Regions from separate parts of the Homo sapiens genome. Here region 1 is linked to region 2. The links are chromatin contacts, found by Hi-C or POLR2A ChIA-PET in ENCODE. All regions are on one chromosome and are shown on one strand. The core of a region is the stretch at or near the end of the contact, and the rest is flanking DNA. Distances in the headings are between cores, read along the strand shown. Region 1 has its middle 12 kb from the start of ARHGEF4. Region 2 holds the start of GPR148 (G protein-coupled receptor 148).

Region 1 (2,700 bases), core at 62-2,561, 96 kb after region 2:
CTCTGAGCTTCCTGTGCAGGGGCCAGAATTCCTCCTGCTGGGTCATGGAGTTGTCACCACATTTCCAGGTGACATCTGTGTGGGGAGCTAGGCCGGCCTCTCCTTAGCTCTGTCTTCCTTTGCCAGGTCTGTGCCGCCTGCCTCTCACTGTGATGCTCCCAGTGCCTGAGCTGGTGTCACTCCCCTTGGTCTCTAGCACCACATTATGAGCCTTTGGGGTCACCCTGGGCCCGGGGAAGTCCTGGCTCTGCCATTTCCTGGATTTGCGGACTTAATACACCTGGGACGGTACATCTGGGGAGGATGGCCAAGAGAGCAGCCAGCGCTGTCAGGCCCGGAGTCCCTGCTTCACGTTTGCTCACTCACAACGCCCATTCAATCCCCCCGTTCCCCAAGGGACCTTCTGAGACCATGTGGGAGGCCTGTGGTCCCAGATCCCAGGTGAGGGGGACTTACAGTCACAACCACAGGCTGGCCCTGGCCCTGCAGTCCCCGCCTGCCCAGCATGTTCCTGTAGTCGGGCGGGGACATGCCCTGGGCCTTTCCTCCAACCACTCAGTCCCAGCTGCACTCCCCCATGGCCACACACAGCCACACTGGGCCTCAGTGACCTGGCTGACCCCCAAGAGATCCCCATGACTGCCCCCTCTTGGATTCAGCAAACACCTCTCTTCATGCAGTTTGAATCCTGACACTTTGGAGGGGGTAATTTCTGAGCCTCTGTGGCCTCATCTGTGAAATGGGCCACTGAAGCAGGTGAAGTGCTACTCCGTCCCTGGCCTACAGTGGGAACCCACGCATCTGGGCCCCTGGAGAGCAGCCGTCACAGGGTCAGCCAGCGCCTAGCTGTCCCAGCTCAGTGCACTCTGCGGCCAGCACCCCACGCTGCCCAAAGGGCCTGCACACACACATAGAACAGGACATCCCAGGCAGCTACAGCCCATCCACCAGGACTGTTTCTTCAGTGAAAACCAAAGGTTCTTGTGAACTCACACACATCTGCTAAACTGCTTCCTATTTTGAAAATTGTGATGTTTCATGTGGAAGATAATTGATTCACAATGACGTAAACACACACTGTGGGGAAACCCCTGAATCTCTTTTGTTTCCTGCTGCCTGTGGGAGATGAGTCACCAAGAGGCAAAGGCTCTCAAGTGCCCCTCGTGGGATGGGTCTCATTCAGTCTTTTTGTTTTGCTTGAGCTCTGAGGTTTTGTATGTAAGCAGGAGTGATTCACACACACACACACACACACACACACACACACATGCATGCATGCACTGTGCCCTCTGTAAAGGCGTCTCACACAGGCACACAATCGCAGTGGCCAGGAGCCAGGCACCGCGGGTCTGCGAACTGATTTCTCCCTGCATATCCCATTGTTCAGAGCTTCCTTGGCCTGGGTCCCAAGCACAGGGACCCAGTGTCCATCCCACAGGCTGGCATAGGTCACAGGATGAAGCTTCTCCGGGTGCAATGTTCAGGGGTCACCTTGTGGTGGGTGGGCCATGCTGCAGGGCTGCCTGCCCATCCCCTGCCCAGGTTTTGCACCAAAGCACTGAGCTCTGGCTCAGCCTGCAGCCTATCCTACAAGGGAGATGGGGCTGGGACCCCCATCCCACAAAGGCTGGCCCAGCACAAGCCTTTCGCTGGGGTCTGAGAGAAATCCTGGAGGTTTCTGAGGGGTCCTCACCTCCTCCCCACAGGCAGGCTCCTCAGCCCCTTTTTCAGAAAGCGGGTATGTGTGGGCACCAGGCCTAGCATGCAGGACACTGCCCCGCTGCAGTGTCCCCCTCAAAAGACGCCCTCCCTCATGCTGTCTGCCCATCAAAGGAGCCCTCGCCCACCCCGAGTGGCCTCACCTTGAAACACAGACAGGTGGGGCCAGGGTCAGGCAGGGCCACCCCCCGAGAACCAATGCTCCCCTTCAGAGCCAGGCCTGCCCCTGAGATGGGACACAGAATTCACAGAATCCACAGCCTGGGCAGGCCCACAGTGCAGGGTGAGTCTGCAGCTCAGAGAACTGGGCTTCTGGCTCTGAATCACTCTTCCTTCGACTACACCTGGCCGTCTCCTGCCTCTCACCCAGGAGGGAGAAGGTCCTGCCGTGGGAACAAGGCTGCAGGCCTGCAAACCTGTTCCACCCCAATGGGGTGCTTCTCTCAGGCCCCAGAGCCCCCAGTCAGTCCCCTATTCAGAGCGTGCAGCCCCTGGCCTAGGCCTGGGGTAAAAGCCATTTGTTGCCTAGTGAGGGTGCAAGGCGGGCATCCCTGCCATGTTTTATGGTCCTTTCTTTCCTGCTGCCCGCTCCTGCCTCCACCCCTTTCTCCCCTGGGAACACACTCCCCCCATCTGCTGCACACAAAAGCCCATTCTGGCCTCTTGCTTTGAGACCAGCGTCACCCTGGAGACTGGCGCCTTCCGGCCCAGCCATCCTCTCCCCGCCCCAGCCTGGCCCTGGCTCCCAGGCTGGCCTGCTGCCCCCGTGTCCCCCTTTAGGGTCCTCTCCCGTGAGCCGGGAGTCTGAGGTGCTCTCGGTCTCTCCTCGGGGGCCCTGCCCCACGGGTCAGGCTCCACTTCTGTTGCTGCCGCACCCTGGAAGCCCCCAGGACCGCTCCACACTCGCCATCACCCTGGCTTTGTGTCACAACCTGCGTGGCGCAGGTGCAGGATGCACCAGCATGGATGACATGTCACTCT
Region 2 (2,700 bases), core at 163-2,662:
TGCGGCGGGCGTGGTCCGGGGCTGTTCTGGGCGTGGTCTTTGGCTGTGATGGGCGTGGCCTTGGGCTATGGAGGGCGTGGTCCCAGGGCTGCGATGATGGTGGTCCGGGGCTGTGGTGGGCGTGGCCCCGGGCTGCGGCGGGCGTGGTCCCCGGGCTGCGGCGGACGTGGTCAGGGGCGGTTCTGGGCGTGGTCCCTGGGCTGCGGTGGACGTGGTCTCGGGCTGTGACGAGCATGGTCCCTGGGCAGCAGTGGACGTGGTCTCACACCCAGAGTCTGAAATTTCTGCCTCTTCCTGGCCCTAAAAATATCCTGCCTGTTCCCACGCGGCTCCTGCCTTCTGGAGCAGTCTGCCAGGCCGGCGGTGGGTGTTGGGCAGGGGTCTCAGGCTGCCAGCAGCCAAGTGCAGCCCGTTCTGCAGTGATGACAGGGATCTGTGGGCAGAGGGGACCGAGCCTCGGAGGATGCTGTAGGTGGGAGAGCTAACATTGACTCAGCATTTACTTCAGGCTATGCACTGTGCTGAGTCCCTTACCTCTGGGCTTCCGCAACGTTTCCCTGAGGTCAGTGTGGTTGGCATTCGTGTTTCACAGATAAGGAAACTGGAACAAAGCTTTTCAAGGCCACGCAGCCAACACCTCGAGAGAGCGGGAGAGCTTGTTCACTTGAACTGGATCCCCAAACACCAACAGCCACCCTGGCCACTGGCTCTGACTGAGCTCACCCCACCCCCGACAAGCCAGGTGCCTGGGGAACCTGCCTTCCATTCCTCCCCACTAGCTCCTATGAGGTCTCTGCCTGCCAGGCCTCCTCCTCCCCAGAGGAAGGGACGTTTCTACCACACAGCGACCCCACAAGTCAGCTGAGATTTTGGGGGCACCGAATACTCACATGGAGCCCTGAGTGGAAGGGGTGTAGGAGTCACACTCACACGCATGCACAGGGTCACCCTGAGCTGGAGACCATACCCAAGGCTCTGTGAGGAAATGTGAGTGCGCCCAGGCCCCTCCAGCCTGGTCCAATTTGCTGAGCCTCTAGCTCGACAGAGGTCAGACCAGGTCTACAGCCCAGCGATCCTAGTTCCAGACAGCTGCTCCTTCCTTTCTAGGAGGGCAGCCCGGAATATAATCCAGTGTGGTGAGAATCCATTGCACACTCCCTGTGAGCCAAGCAGACAGGTTTGGGGGCCACTGAGATAGGGGACACTTCTGGAGGGGTCAGTGACTGCAAAATGGTGGCAGTGGGATGATCTGTTATGTCTACCCACGCACATGCAGCTGCACAGTTGCAGAGATGTGAATGCAGGAAGCCAGGTGTGAGTCTGAATTCACATTGGTTTTTTTATCTTTATTAAGCAGTCATTCCTAAGGCCTGCCCGAGCCTGGCATCTCTACAGAGGAGTGGTGCCATCAGGACCCCTGTGGGGCAGATCAACACTCAAGGCAGGTGCAGAATCAACAACCTGTGACAAAGCCAGCCATCCCTGCCAGGAAGCATGGGGGATGAGCTGGCACCTTGCCCTGTGGGCACTACAGCTTGGCCGGCCCTGATCCAGCTCATCAGCAAGACACCCTGCATGCCCCAAGCAGCCAGCAACACTTCCTTGGGCCTGGGGGACCTCAGGGTGCCCAGCTCCATGCTGTACTGGCTTTTCCTTCCCTCAAGCCTGCTGGCTGCAGCCACACTGGCTGTCAGCCCCCTGCTGCTGGTGACCATCCTGCGGAACCAACGGCTGCGACAGGAGCCCCACTACCTGCTCCCGGCTAACATCCTGCTCTCAGACCTGGCCTACATTCTCCTCCACATGCTCATCTCCTCCAGCAGCCTGGGTGGCTGGGAGCTGGGCCGCATGGCCTGTGGCATTCTCACTGATGCTGTCTTCGCCGCCTGCACCAGCACCATCCTGTCCTTCACCGCCATTGTGCTGCACACCTACCTGGCAGTCATCCATCCACTGCGCTACCTCTCCTTCATGTCCCATGGGGCTGCCTGGAAGGCAGTGGCCCTCATCTGGCTGGTGGCCTGCTGCTTCCCCACATTCCTTATTTGGCTCAGCAAGTGGCAGGATGCCCAGCTGGAGGAGCAAGGAGCTTCATACATCCTACCACCAAGCATGGGCACCCAGCCGGGATGTGGCCTCCTGGTCATTGTTACCTACACCTCCATTCTGTGCGTTCTGTTCCTCTGCACAGCTCTCATTGCCAACTGTTTCTGGAGGATCTATGCAGAGGCCAAGACTTCAGGCATCTGGGGGCAGGGCTATTCCCGGGCCAGGGGCACCCTGCTGATCCACTCAGTGCTGATCACATTGTACGTGAGCACAGGGGTGGTGTTCTCCCTGGACATGGTGCTGACCAGGTACCACCACATTGACTCTGGGACTCACACATGGCTCCTGGCAGCTAACAGTGAGGTACTCATGATGCTTCCCCGTGCCATGCTCACATACCTGTACCTGCTCCGCTACCGGCAGCTGTTGGGCATGGTCCGGGGCCACCTCCCATCCAGGAGGCACCAGGCCATCTTTACCATTTCCTAGAGTTCTTGAGTCCACAGTCTGGCAAGCTGAGGTTAAAAATCATATGTTGAATGCAGCAGTGTCCACTTATGACTAACTTCTTAGAACAGCACAATATAATAGTGGAATTGGGCCTTTCAGAAGACCTCAACTGATGATTTTCACCATTTTGACAGTTTTTAA

The links. A loop is a pair of places that touch in the nucleus more often than their neighbours do. ChIA-PET counts read pairs that join two places held with the same protein, here RNA polymerase II (POLR2A). Pooled maps may share reads with other maps.
Region 1: a loop to region 2 is called in a map of naive thymus-derived CD4-positive, alpha-beta T cell, with 9 times the contacts of the local background. The contact joins the enhancer-like site here to the promoter of GPR148 in region 2. A Hi-C loop is called at or near these places in 2 of 168 maps with a recorded cell type or tissue (both naive thymus-derived CD4-positive, alpha-beta T cell) and 10 of 50 pooled maps. POLR2A ChIA-PET finds 5 or more read pairs at or near these places in 3 of 52 experiments (CD4-positive, alpha-beta memory T cell, OCI-LY7 and WTC11).

What each region holds. Positions count from the first base shown.
Region 1 is chr2:130,823,505-130,826,204 of GRCh38, forward strand. No RefSeq gene overlaps it. Among named protein-coding and RNA genes, the nearest start is that of ARHGEF4, 12 kb to the right of the region's middle. RefSeq lists enhancers at 1-453, 454-1,031, 794-843, 1,004-1,163, 2,186-2,700. Within about 2 kb of position 1,312, at least 3 of the 41 ENCODE cell types and tissues checked have a DNase peak (open chromatin) inside an H3K27ac peak, as active enhancers do.
Region 2 is chr2:130,727,658-130,730,357 of GRCh38, forward strand. GPR148 (G protein-coupled receptor 148) reads left to right here and starts at 1,413. Exons shown (of 1, transcript NM_207364.2): 1 at 1,413-2,679. The coding sequence starts at 1,495. The coding sequence ends at 2,538. RefSeq lists enhancers at 1-563, 564-1,142 and a silencer at 46-215.